Linked DNA regions of Homo sapiens: region 2 is linked to region 1. A link is a contact called in ENCODE Hi-C or POLR2A ChIA-PET data. All regions are on one chromosome and are shown on one strand. The core of a region is the stretch at or near the end of the contact, and the rest is flanking DNA. Distances in the headings are between cores, read along the strand shown.

What was found. A loop is a pair of places that touch in the nucleus more often than their neighbours do. ChIA-PET counts read pairs that join two places held with the same protein, here RNA polymerase II (POLR2A). Pooled maps may share reads with other maps.
Region 2: a map of endothelial cell of umbilical vein shows a loop between it and region 1 (2.8-fold over the local background). The contact joins the promoter of ZNF24TR here to the promoter of MAPRE2 in region 1. A Hi-C loop is called at or near these places in 1 of 168 maps with a recorded cell type or tissue (endothelial cell of umbilical vein), 1 of 37 single-sample maps with no recorded cell type and 1 of 50 pooled maps. POLR2A ChIA-PET finds 5 or more read pairs at or near these places in 2 of 52 experiments (MCF 10A and PC-9).

What each region holds. Positions count from the first base shown.
Region 1 is chr18:35,038,212-35,045,466 of GRCh38, forward strand. MAPRE2 (microtubule associated protein RP/EB family member 2) reads left to right here and starts at 3,202. Exons shown (of 7, transcript NM_014268.4): 1 at 3,202-3,450. The coding sequence starts at 3,329. RefSeq lists an enhancer at 3,162-3,311.
Region 2 is chr18:35,464,540-35,471,794 of GRCh38, forward strand. It overlaps ZNF24TR (ZNF24 transcription regulator), which reads right to left and starts at 2,626. Exons shown (of 3, transcript NR_186612.1): 1 at 1,788-2,626. It overlaps INO80C (INO80 complex subunit C), which reads right to left. Exons shown (of 5, transcript NM_194281.4): 5 at 3,794-4,203. The coding sequence ends at 4,072.

The DNA of each region.
Region 1 (7,255 bases), core at 1,952-4,451:
TCACAAACTCAGCCCTCTGATAGCAACATCTCCTCCACTTCCTGATTATCCCCTTACAGGACGGACAGAAACTTCTAGATATCTTCTACATGGCATGCTAGCAAAAGAAGAGTCTGAGAGTGAAATTTAAGCCAACCCTCTCCTTAACCATACTAAGCTACTGATTTTAGTCTTTACTGTGATGAAGCTACACCTTGCTTGGTGTTGGGGAGACCCTCTTTATGGCAGTGGTTTCCTAGAGTATCAAATGGGAAATGATGCAAAAGGAAGTCCCTTAGGTTTAGGCTTTGCCTTCAGCCTATCCAATGTCTCCCTTCTGGGATTTGAGCCTGGAGACCTGAAGCTGGGAGGCCCTTCCTTGCTCTGCCTTCATCCATTCTTTCTACCCTCACTTGGGGCTGGAAAGAGTGAATTCTTCCCTCATCCTTCCTGAATTTTCTGTACTTTTCCTACATCGTACCATTCCGCTTCCCAAAGTGGAATTTGCCCTCCCTTTTCCCTAGGGCTCAGCTGGAAAATGGCTTCCAGGTAACCTGATTTATGAGGAGAGGAATGAAAACACATCTGTTTAATATTTTCAAATTATTACCCCTGTTACCCCTGCATCTCAGAGGGTAATCACTGGTCTCTGGAGTTCTGTGGGTCCCTTTATAGTAGTGTGGCTCAGAGCAGTCTTAGAGGAAGATTTACGCGGCCCTTGGGGCCCTTCACCTGACTCACAGCCCCTCCCTTTTTAGACCATCAGCCCAAATTCTTGGCCATCATCCCATCCCTTCCTTCATGAGCAGACTAGAAACAAAGTGGGTGTGTTCTCTCCACAAAATTAGTTGGTATGATCAATGAACTATGCATTCAAATTCTGACAAATTTAGTCCCCACAATGACACAAATTATGTTTTACATACTACTTAAATATGGGATCATGGAAAAGTGATCTGTACTAAAGAACCCAGATTGAGAACATACTCTGAGGACATTAAATATTTGATTTGTAGACTGTGCCTTTCAATTTCAGACTGTCCCCCCAAAAAGGGGAAGTTTTGTGAAAGGAAGCAAATTAGTAAGGAAATTGACAGCAGCAGGTCAAGTAACAGAAACAGTAAGAGGAAGCATGGGTCTTTGCAAGAATGACTACACTCTCATGCCCCTTTAGCTCATAGTGCAATGTGAAGCTTGGTGTGTATCTTTGATACTTAGATATTCATCTGTGTACCTTGTAAGTCTTAGGTCAGAATTGGATCTGATTGTATAAGAAAAAAAATCTTATGTAAAGTGAGATGTGGACGAAGGAATCAACTTGTGCACTGTGGACTAACTGGAGAAGCAAAAGATAAAATTATTAAAATAATAGCCCAAGAGGAAAGTATAAAATAGGAAGGAAAATAAGTAGGGCCCCTTGTTTGAGATTATCCTTACCATCTGGGTTGTAAAACATTTGATTCTAATTCCAGAAACTTGATACCAGAAATAACTTATTACCAGGGACATATGCTGAAGAATTGTCAGGAATGACAAAGTGTTTACTTGTTTTTAATATCTGTATCACAAAATGATAAAGCTGATAAACCATACAGTGATGTGAAGGAGTGAGTCATAGCTTAATACTTTATGACACATATATTTATGCTGTATCTTTTACACCCCAATTCTTCCCTTTTCACCCTATAAAAGGTCAGAGACCACTGCTGATAAGCAAAGAATCCTTCAAAATCTCTCCTGGCTGGGCGTGGTGGCTCATGCCTGTAATCCTAGCACTTTGGGGCGGGTGGACTGCCTGAGCTCAGGAGTTCAAGACCAGCCTGAGCAACTCGGTGAAACCCTGTCTCTACTAAAATACAAAAATTAGCTGGGTGTGGCGGCGTGCGCCTGTTATCCCACCTACTCAGGAGGCTGAGGCAGGAGAATTACTAGAACCCAGGAGGCGGAGGTTGCAGTGAGCTGAGATTGCGCCACTGCACTCCAGCCTGGGTGACAGAGCGAGACTCTGCCTCTAAAAAATAATAATAAAAAAAAAATCTCTCCTCTCTGGAGGACAGTACTGAACATATGCAGGGTCTTTTCAGTTTATAATCTAATCCGTAGACTGCACAGTGCTAGCAATTCTGTTCACAGTTATCTTTTCACAACAGTCATCTTGGAAGTACTTGATTCTTACCTTGATTTATAATATTTATTGAGCTCACATTACAGATCATTACTGTCCAGTCACATTGATAAAACCATGTCACTTGGAAGCTCCAGTTCACCACTCCTAGCTGTGTGACCTTAAGCAGTTTACTTAATCTTACTAGTTTACTCATCTTTAAAATGGGAATAATAATAGTATCTGTCACATAGCCAATATATTTGAAAGCGGTATTGCAAGGATATAGAACAGCTTGAATGTTAAGCACTTTCAAATACTAAGTGAGGTGATCACTTTTGTAATTCAAATGGAAATAGAATAAATGTCAATGAATTAATGATCTGTATCAGGAGGCAGCATAAAGAATTTGAATTGGAGGGTTTTGGGTAACTGGTAAAATGGTGGTTATCTTTTTTTAAAAGAAAAACCCTCTTTGGGGATTCCTTTGTACAGATGATCTCTTAATTTGCCATCTTTAATCCTCACATTATTAAAGGCTACATTGATTAGAAGGAAATACAGCTTCCTTGTAGGTTTTTAGCTTTTTGGCTTGTTTTTGGGGAGATGGTTGCTGCTATTTGGAGAAAGGGAGAAAGGCAGAAATTTTAACCTTAGTCTGATACCTTTTCTACAAGCTGGCCACCAGGTCCTTTTTAGGTTTTTCTGAAACCTGACCAAGTTTAATTGTCATGGCATAAAAACTTGGTATTGAAGGAGTTAAAGGGTCTCCCACACCCCTTTGCATGAATCGTTCTTTTGTGTACACAGCTGCAGTGGCAGCACGGGTCGGAAAGGAAATGGTTAGAGGAAGAGCTGGTTTTCAGACAAGGCGAGTCTGCGAGGGGGGCTGCAGGGTGGCCTGGGGTTTTACATGCCAGATGTAGGCCTGCCCCGGTGCCTGCCTGGAGCTGCTGGCGTGGTCACGCCGCGACCCTGTGCGAATTGAGGCGAGGTGATGAGTTAGCGGGTTGCCATGGCAACAGGCTGGCCACGTGACCAGGGTGCTGCTGCCGGCGCTCTGACGTCAGCTGCCAGAGGGCGGGGCCGCAGGAGGGCGGGGCGCGAGCGAGAGCTGGGAGAAGGCAGTGAGCGAGCAGGCGGCAGGCACGGTCCGTGCGGAGCAGGCGAGCGAGCGGGAAGACGCAGCCACCTTCCTCACCAGCCAGCCCACAGCGGTTTGTTCCCCTTCTCGGGAGTGCGCCAATGCCTGGGCCGACCCAAACCCTGTCCCCAAATGGCGAGAACAACAACGACATCATCCAGGATAATAACGGGACCATCATTCCTTTCCGGAAGCACACAGTGCGCGGGGAGCGTTCCTACAGGTAATGGGGCTGGCACGAGAGCAGCGCCGGGGACCGCCGTGAGGGCGCGCGGAAATCCAGCCCGTTATATAATGGAGCAGACACTGCCTGCGACCCCTGCTGCAGGCATGCATTTGTGAAGGCGGTTGTGATTATTTGGTATCTGTTTCCATGTGTCATGTTGGGTTTGCATTGAGGCTCCGCGACTGCAGATGGAAAGCATTTTGTGAATAGGTTTGCTGCCTTCGAGGGGTCTCCCTCCATCTCTTTCCTTCCACACTGATAAAAATGCATGCTGTTTTCCCCCGCTGTCCAAAGGGAGACAGGCAGTAGCACTTCCTTTCCTCCTTCCCTTTTAGATTTTAAAGGAGCCATTAGGTAGCAGTGCCAAAAGGCAGAAAACGGGAGGGTGGGGAGAAAAACGTTTGCGCTTAACCTGGAGAGTGTGCAGGAAAGATGGAATCCTCTAGATTAAGCTGCAGTCTGTGATGTTAAACCGCCAGATTGATGGAGCTTTGTAAGAATTCTGCTCGCTGATTGGTGCAGGGATTGACAGCAGAGGTGATAGTGTCAGACATTCACCAAAATTTTCTCCATAGAACCCTAGGTTTATTAGAAAGAGACTGGACTGCAAAGGACTTGAAAAAAACTGGGCGCTGTTATGCATTTTCTAAGGAGTTTATGGCCACCGCTTGGGTGGGGGAGCCTTTCCTTCTTATTTACAGTAGGAAGGTGATTCCTGGTCTTTTGCTGAGGTCTGTTTTGAGGATGGGACTGATCTTGGTCATTGTATTGTGAGCCTTTTGATTAATGAGTTGGCCTGTACGGTTGGCATCATTTTTACATTAACATATCTGGCAATATGTTCCAGTAGATAAGCTCATTAAAATTGTTTGCATTGTTTGATAAGGATAACAATGTAATGGAGAATGCAGCTAGAGTCTTATGCAGCTCAAGGCCAGACTTGAAGGGAGACTGATAGCTTCGGTCATATTTCCTCTGAAGTTCTTTTGTACTGGGGTAGTTATTTTTAAATGTTACCTTGATAAACGCTAACAATGCTTTTGCTTTGAGGCAGAGCACACATACCTCTAAAGCGCATCCTCTCAGCTGATGAGCAACAGGAAATAACTCTTTTTTTCCTTTTTAGAGCCGTCATCTAAACATTCAGATGGTATTATGGGTAGAATATTGTGTGTGTAAATGTTGCATATCACAAAATAGAACCAGAAAGTACCCTACTTCCTTTCTCTTTGGCCAAAGAAATGCAGTATTTGTTGACTCAAAAAAAAAAAAATTATAAGCAACCTTTGCCCTGTCATCTCTGGCAGTTACATAAATACTTGGAGTTAATTTTGGCTGTGCCCATGAGGTCACCAAAATCTCATGCCTTATGGTTCCAACTAATGTGTTGATATGGCATTCTTACAGATTTCAAGTGCTTGTTATTCACTTAATGTAAATCAAAATTCCTCCACAACTTCTGGAGATATCCTTTCAGAGACCCTGTGATTGGAAATTTGGGCCTCTTCTCCTCTTACTCCTCCACCTTTTTCCTCTGTGACCATCCCAAAGCCTAAAAATAGAATTTAAAAACAAAAAACTTGAAGTGATTTTAAATCTCACTAGTTTGAACTTTTTTTGTAGAAAATAAATTTGAAGCCTTCATTTTCTAAATGATTTAATCCCTGCTGTGTAGGTAGCAGTTGCTTTTAAGACAGAATTCGAATTTTACCCCACGGGCCAAAGGAAGTTGCCTGGTTGGGTTTTATTACTCATGTAAACTAACTTGAAACGGCAGTGGAAAATCATTTGACAGAAAGGTTAAATGTTACGTTTTGGTGACAGATTATTGCTTTAAAATGAAATTTTATTTACCTCTTTAATTCAACCCAGGCTATTATTTGCGTTTCCTAAATTATTTGCAGTTTGCTTTCTGAGTCCCTATAATGGCATTCAAAATTATGTAAAAAACAAAACTGAATTTTAATAAAGATCTTACTGAACAAATTCTTAAGTCCCTAAGAGCATCACTGCATTTGTATTTGATATAATAGGATTACTGGATGATATAGCGAGAGGTGTCATAGGCTAAATGAAGAAGGAAGCCTCTCAAATTGCATTTGTCTTGTGTTATACAAAGGGTGCACATGGAGACAGACACATTCGATGTTTTTCTTCTTCTGTTTTTCTTTCAAAGTGGATGTCCAGTGTAATAATTACCACTTATTTTTTTGGAGGGGCATAGGAAAAGGAAAAATGTGACACATTTTTCTATCCAGGAAGCATTCCATCATTATTTTGGCATCCCAAGACTGGAATATTATAGCCATTTAATTGCTGAGGAAACTTGGAAGGCAATTTGAAAGCGAAGAGTAGAGATTTAACCAAATAAAAGTTTTGCCTTGGCTATAGGTTTGGTATGGCCCTCAACAATGAAGATGTGCCTGGAAGTTCTGGGTGGAGTCCCTTATGGTGGGGTTGGGGTTGAGTGAGCCCAGTTCCCTGGCAAGATCAGAGGGAATTCTTTCCCTGGATCCTTTATTGACTTCTAGGTAGGCCCCCGAACAGGTCTTTATCTTAGGCTTTCTTTTCTTTTCTTTTTTTGCGACAGAATTTTGCTCTTGTTGCCCAGGCTGGCATGTAATGGCGCAATCTCTGCTCACTGCAACCTCCGCCTCCCGGGTTCAAGAGATTCTCCTGCCTCAGCCTCACGAGTAGCTGGGATTACAGGCATGCGCCACCACGCCCAGCTAATTTTGTATTTTTAGTAGAGATGGGGTTTCACCATGTTGGTCAGGCTGGTCTGTAACTCCTGGCCTCAAGTGATCCACCTGCCTTGGCCTCCCAAAGTGCTGGGATTACAGGCGTGCCCCACTGCACCCAGCCTTAGGCTTTATTTTCTACCTTTGCCTGTTGTATATAAAAATATCTAGCCCCCGTTGTTAGAGAGATATTGTGAGGCTAAACTCCATATTTAAACCAAGTAATTTCCTAAAAGAGCTATGTAACATAAGAATACTGTTGTTACTGAAAAAGGGCTCTTGCAGGGGCTCTTGGACAAGAACATGTCTCACCTTGCTGGCAGCACAGGTGAGAAGAGGAGGGAACACCTAGAGGATAGGGTGGCTCTCCTGAGCATTGTTAATGGGCAAGCAGTCACTCTTTGGAGAAGGAGACATTACTGTTATAGCATTTGCACCATATTGTTCATAAGTATGTCAAATTTGGTTCCTGACCCACATCTCTTAACCCAGGTATCTGATAGTGTAAACAAAGCCCATTTTCACAGCATGGAACAGAGTGGGTGGCAGCTCATTATTGAAACTAGCTTGCACCTTGATTAGAAAAGCAAGCTTCCTTTAGAAAATTACCCCTGGATTAGTAATTCCAATTGAAAAGAGTAAGTACAAAAATGGCTTAGCAGACTCATAGAGACATGTTTTCACTCCTGTGTGATTTCCTTCTCAGCCTCAGCTTCCTCACTGTGTTTATGAATGCTAGAAATCTATGTATTTTAAGACCTGCTTAAAAAATAAATGTGGTGTGGGCCATCCGAGGTGACACTGTTTAATTCACAGAGCGAATGAGTCGTGCTCTGGATCTCCCTGGAGAGGATGCTCCCCATAGCTCTGTTTCATGCAGATGCTAGTTGGAAATGAGATTTATTAACTGGCTCTCTGCCCACTGCATCTTTGTTTGTATACTCCAGGCTTTTAAGAATGAATGTATAAGTCTAGAGGACTATTTCCACATGGGTGTTTTGAGCATGCGACTACAGTAGCACATGTTTCTGAATACTTTAAAAAAAAAAATTACTTGGCCC
Region 2 (7,255 bases), core at 1,376-3,875, 430 kb after region 1:
GCAGGTGCATAGTTCTTTGATAACCTAATTTCCTTCTCTATTTACATAAATGAATACTGCAGATTCTATCAGGAATTATAACAACAGGTATTTATTCAAGCCATAGTCAGTCATTCAATGCATCCGCAGCCCTCTCTATTAAGATTTATACCCCACTAGAACCTCAAAGCTGAAGTCTTTGGTCTTCTCACTCTCAGGCTTCCTAACCTCTACAGAGAAAATACTCTTAAATACACAGCCCTCCGGGACAACTGAACACACAATGAAGACCTCTATTAAGAACATTTACAGGACAACTTTACCTGTCCATGGTTCTTCTCTTCTATATTCTTTGTTAGATGTTTTAGGAATTGGGTACTTCCTCTATTCAAGACCGCATACCATTTAGGCAGCATTTCTCAAACTTTCAGCATCTGTAAGCCAGTGCAAGCTAATGCAAAGCACTAACTTTGGGTAAGATTTCATCACAATTTTTAGTAATAAAAATATCTCATTCTTTTTGAAAGCTTTTTTATTATGAAGAAATGCAAACATATACCAAAGGCAGAATAGTATAAAGAACCCCCATGGACTTATCACTCAGCTTCAACTATAACTGACTCATGGCCAATCTTATTTCAACACGATTCTCATCCACTTCCTCTCTCTCATATCATTCTGAAGCAAATCCCAGATGTCATATCATTCCATCCATAAATATTTCAGTAGGTGTCTCTAAAAATATGAATTATTTTAACATTACAATAGCATAATCACAACTATTTGTGAGAATTCCAAAATATTATCAAATATCAAAATATATCAGATTCCCAAATGTCTCAAAATTTTAAAGTTTTTTTTGTTGTTGTTTGAATGAGGATCCAAATAAGGCCCACACATTCCCATCAGATAGAATATTATTTTAAATGACACTATTGTTTCATGCATTTGTAAGAGGGCATAATTTGTAATCTCTCCCCAGGATATCTGTCCTATTTGATAATGGGGTCAAGTTCCATAGTCCATTGATTTCTTTCGTTACCCTTTATTTTTACTAAGTTAAACTCTCCCAATTTACAGTCACTGGAAAGAGTAACAAATATCTGGTATCTTTTTCCAATGACTATGGATTCAGAAATTAAGAGATTTCTTACTGCAAACATGTTTAGCCCTCCACCAGGTGCCAAATCAATCATGAAACACATTTAAAATTTGGACAGATCCATGCTTTAACTTGGGAGATGGGGGAAAATGGGTCCCCCTCACCTACAGGGACTGCCTTCTGGCTCTGAAGAGCATATTTTCAACGTTACAGGTCGTTTTAAACCATGCCTAATACCAGATTAAGAAAGAGTCAAACTCCAGTCAGAGCAGACTGGACCTGAGTTTGGTCTTAAGAGGATTTCTCAAGTCCAGCTAATTGTTTTTCTCTTAAAGTGTCTGAGTTTTTCTTTTGGATCCTGCAGACCAATACCAGAACTGACCTCTTATCAGAGGCAAATGACCAGTAGATATGCCGTGATGAACAAAGTCATTCAAAGTTGTCAGGAGGACACTGAAAGTGTCAGGCAGGGTATGAGGTGATCCTGAAGCAGGATTGGAGCCAAGTAGAAGAGGAAGAGGGTGATGTAGGAATGAAGAGGGAGGAATCTGCAATGGCATTCATAGTTGACTCCAGTGTGGGATGCCATGTAAAAAGGAACTCTAAATTCACACATACATGCACACACATCCCAAAGAAACCCCTTGCAATTTGCTCATGGCCTGGGATGGAAAGAGCCAGCTGATCTGAGAATAAGAAAATGTACCTTACATGAAATATTCTCTTCATAGTTACAGCAAATGTTCTCAACGCTGGCTGCACATTAGAAGCATCTTGGGAGTTCAAAATACTATGTCCGGGCCCCTGCACAGGCCAGTGGAATCAGAATCTCTGGGTATTTTTAAACCTCCCTCACCATCCCCCTCCTGGACACCCCCCACCCACACAGGTGATTCTAACGTGCAGCCCGGCCTGAGAACCACCGGGGTACAGCATGGACAGCAAGGGCTATTTCAGTACAGGATCAGTTAATGAGCAAGGGCTCATTATTCAAAATACTCACAACTTGAAGCTTGGTTTGGCTCAGCCTGGACTTCTGGAGCTTGGGGTGAGAAGCAACCTAATCTTCAGAATTCACAGCTCTCCCGCAAAAACAATGTCAGCAGGGAGAGCCTGGCAGGGGAATGGGAAAGGAGGTGTGAGGTGTCCTGCACACGAGCTTCCCTTCTGCCCGGGGAGAACACTGGTTCTCTCACTCCTGTGTGCATGATGATCACACGGGGATATCTGTCAAATGCAGCTTCCTGGGCCCCACTCCCTGGGTCGGTCAGAAGGTCTAGGATGTGGCCCAAGAACCTGCATTTTAGCGGGTCTCCAGGTGACCCTCTGAGGGTTTATGGAACAAACACACATCCATAAACCGAGAGGCCTCCAGGAGCAGCAGTCTGTGGGTCCTTCCTGATGAACACGTGTGGAGCAGGGCTTCCCTCTTCAATCCTGGGCCCTGCCCCTGGAGGGTCTGAGCAGTAGGTCTGAGGTGTTGCCTAGCATCAGCATTAGAAGTGATTTCAGGGCACTGCCCAATTGGGGACCTTCATGGAAAAGAAGTGGACCTGCCCCAAGTTTTCTCTGTACAATAGAAGGTGGAAGCGAAGCAGGAAGGACCCTTGGCTCATTCCCTCCTTGCTTCTACCAAAACGGAAGCTGGCGTTTTTCCTAGGCTGACATCTGGCAGGAAGTACAAGCGGAAACCAAACAGCAGCCTCTGGTCTTTCAGAGACCATTGATTTCATCAGCAAAATGGGTCTCAAAGCTTCATCAAAGTGGGTCTCAAAGCATCATCAAAGCAAACATGCAAATTCTTGGGCCCCACCCCAGACCATCTACTGATCAGGTACTTCAGGGAGACAGGCTCCCTAATCTGTGTCACAGGAGGCTCCCAGGTGACTCTGATGCTTGCTCGGTGATTGTGGGCTTAGGAAAGGCCCCCACCTCTTCTGGCCATCCTTTCAGGTCCCTTGTCATGGAGGCAGGGGGAGGCCCCACAGCACCTCTCCCGCTCTCGGTTTGTTATTGGGAAGGTGCTGAAGGATGCTGGGGCTGCCAACCTGGAGGAAAAGGAGCCTGGTTCCAGGCAGCTGCCACTTGCACAGGCTGCTCTCCCAGCTGACTTGCTTTGTTTTATTTTCTCTAAGCCTGAAGAAGGGCTTTCCCCAGAGAGAAAGGACACCTGGTGCCTAATTCCCCAAAGCAGAGGCAGCTGTGGTCCAGAAGCCCCAGGGCCTGTTTCCACTGTCCTCCCTGGGGAAATGCGGGTATAGGGCCCAGAGAGGCCCAGGACTTATCTCGACACTCTCCTTTCCCCGGCCAAGAAAATGCTTCCTCTTCTTGGAGGATGGAGATGCAAACACTCCCTTTCTGGAGCAGGCTGCAGCCAGAGGGGTGGCATCCTGTACCAAGACAAAAGCCCTTTTGGGACAGAGTGTCAATGCTGGTACTCCACACCTCCAAAGATGAGGGGAGGCCGATCTGAGGCAGAGGCACATGTGAGAACCAGCCCAGTGGGACAGAACAAACTACTTGCCTCTTTCTTCTCTGGACCCAATTTTGGAATTCTTCTAAGCATTCTGATCAGAGACAAAGACTAACATGCTCTAAAAGGGGGGTCACCAGGATTAGAAGTAATCCAGACCTGTTGTGGATTCACTGCAGAGTCTTTAAATGTGTTATACGGGGTTCACCACTTTAAAACAAAAATTCAGGGACTTGGGATAAATGAAAAGTATGGTTTTATTGTATCTTCTTGTCAAACACCTTTACTTGAGGCAACAACTGAAGTATAATTTAATTCAGCAGGAAATATCACACTTGGAGGGAAAACACACACTAAAAAAAAAAAAAACCCTTAAATTAAAGCCAAACATTCTTTCCAAGGCACAGCACTGGCATTTTCAGATTGACAGCAGAACGAGTTTGTTTCCGTGAAACAAAATCATGAGTCCAGAGTCTGTTTTTGAAACAGCTTTCCACTTCATCTCCCTTTCTGGGGCTCAGGGAACGATGCTCGTGGCCTTCCTCAGGGCCAGGTAGCCGGTGACGACGTCAGAGGGCAGCCTCCGAATGTAGGAAAACTCTTCAATGGTGCTGAACCGCAGTTTGCTCTGGGGGTCTGTGTAGTTGGCCTGGGTGAAAAGAGGCACAGGGAAGGGCAGAAAGTTTTTGCTGGTAGGGATATTTTAAGTTCAAGTTTAAAAATTTTTTCTATTTCACTGAAAGTGATATATATTTTCATTATGTCTTACTCTGCCACCAAGAACACTAAATCACTCACTGTGGCACAGGCTCATTAACCTTCCCAGACTCTAGAAACACTTCAGGGTATGGACGAGAGGAAGGGGAATGACCACATCAGACTCTGGGACTCTTCTTGTTGGTGCCTCAAGGGCTGCAACAGGTCCAAGACTGAATTCATGATGGTCATCCCTCCCTGCCTTCAGACTCCTGCCTCTTTCCAACAAATGTCCCAGGTCTGTGCTCCTCAAGGCAGGAGCCGACGCCCAGCATGCTGGGCATGTGCCCCTCCCTGCTGTGCTCCACTTACCTCCAGCATGCTCCTTTCCAGCTCTTCCAACACCCCCTGCGCCACTTCCATGCCTCCCTGAGCAACTCTGTAGTGCATCACCAGCCATTCACACCCACCCTTCCCCTAGAACTGCGGCCAGGATCTTCTTTGCAACGTGCAATTCTGATCATGTCATTCCTCGGCATAAAATCTCTCAAAATGGCTCCTCTGCTCTTGGGACAAAGGCCCAAGTCCTCAGTGCAGCTCCTCAGCTATGGGCCTTCCTTTGTCCTCAGCCTCCTCCTCAGCCACATGTCCCCACTCTCTGATTCCAACTGTCCCCGGCCTCTAAGTTCCTCCCTCTTACCATGCCCCATCTGTCCTTTCCTTGGCAGGGGACCCCAACTGCAGCCCATTTTGCTCAGTAATCACCAGTTCATTCTTCAGGACTCGGCCCCAAAGCTACACCTCTGGGGAAGCCTATTTGTACCCCCACAGGAGGTCAGAACCTCACCCTCCACTTTCACAGCAGCAAAAATATTCCAGTGGAATGCACATCTCTGTTGCTTTAAAGTTTATTATCTACATGACTCTTTGATGATGGTCTAGGCTATGAGGGTCCATGAGACAGGAACCACAGTTTGCTTATCATTGTAGACTGGCTCCTAGTGCAACGCAGAGTACACAGAGGGCCTCCAGTCAGGGTTTGTATAACAAAATGAATGACTAATGAATGAATAAACAAACAGACAATTGGGACCATCACAGAAAAGAGAACTTGTTTCCCAGACATATCAAAATTCTCTCTTGGTCTCTGTTCCCCATGTGCCAAGCGGAGAAAATAATTCACTAACTATATACCTCAAAGCACATGGGCTTCTACGGATTTTGAAACAAAAGACATGAGGGTGAGTCATTTTGAGCTCCTTTAAAAAAATTATAAAAGATGCCATTAAAGTCTAGACAGATAACATCCAATTATTCAAGTGTAGATGTCTACTTTAATGTGGATCATCTTTGTGTGGACCTAGACTCACAGTAATCCTGTGATTTAGGAAGGGAGGGAACACTCAATAAAAAAGCAACAAGCTGTCGGGAACTTATTTATAGGCTTCTCATGCCCTAAAAAGTCTTCCATTTTGCCACTGGGAACCCCCCCTAAGTATTTAACTGCTGTGTGTTAGGAAATGGGATTATTCCTAAAAGGCTAAGATTAACTAATGGCTCTATATAAAACTTCGATCCCTTGGCTTGATCTAGATGTTACCTTTCTGTACTACATTTCCTTTAATGACAGTAATATAAGGAAAGGCTTAATTAGAAAAACAGTGACAAGTCTCTTCTGAGGGATCCTGGCAGTGAGGGAAGTTAGGTTAACTAGCAGGAGAGGCTGCCCTGCAGTTCCGAGCAGAGTGTAGGCATGTGTGTCTGGCGTGGACCATCTGGCCTCCATAGACGAACCAGCCTCGGCTGAGCTCCATGTCTGTGGCTGCCTCACTCCTACCAGCAAACTGTGCTGAGCCGGCCCGCCCAAGTTCAGACCTCACTGCCAAGAGGGCTGCTGAATAAACAGTGCAGAATACAGAGATCCTGTGGCACCAACAAAAAGGTTACCAACAAAAACCTGAACAGACTGCACTGGACCCAGGGGCCAACATCTAGGATTCTGAATAGAAGGAAGGATGCCAAGTGACACCCAGGAGTTGAACAAGTAAAGAGCTTCACACCTACAGTCCACCCTCCTCTGGATGCCATCCTTTGAGCCTGAGTGAAATAAGCAAACGCCAACTTCCCACAGGGAAGCCAGCAAACAGCTTCAGGCCCCCCTTGCTGTAGGGTGACAGGCAGTATTCACGGCTTGCCCGTCTCACCCAGAATACACTTTTCATAGCTCTGTAACGAGTGCTGAACACAGGTATGACCCTGCATGTCTTGCTGCCATGCCTAGGCACAGGGGAAAGAGTCACATGGCTGGCTAGGAACAGGTGTGTGTCAATGTAAATGTGAACTAGGCTTTACTTTTTAATTATGTAACTTTAAATTATATAAGCAACAGACGAACACGTTCTCCTCTAAAAAGAATTAAAAGAAAACATTACAGATAAGACTAAAGTCCTCATTTATCACCATCTACCATCCAAAAGTCCTCTGTCTTCCCCAGGAGAAACCACTGCTAAGTGGGCACCTTTCCAGACTTTTTATGTCTACCCCTATACACATATGTAAACACACAAGAGAAATAACCCAATTTGTGTGTGTGTGTTGATTTTTATATATGTGGCACCATGCTGTTTATATTGCTTTGCATCTTTCAATCAACATTACATCCTGGAAATTTAGCCATGTTGTTACTATGCATTGAGCTCAAGAACAGTATGAAAATATCCACTGTGATAGACCTTGATGTTGCTTCCAGCATTTTGCGAATGCGGTCTCTCATAAGCATTTCTGCATGAAGTTCTTTGTGCACACTATTTCTTTTTTTTTTAATTTTATTATTATTAAAGTTTTAGGGTACATGTGCACAATGTGCAGGTTTGTTACATATGTATACATGTGCCATGTTGGTGTGCTGCACCCATTAACTCGTCATTTAGCATTAGGCATATCTCCTAATGCTATCCCTCCCCCCTCCCTGCACCCCACAACATTCCCCGGAGTGTGATGTTCCC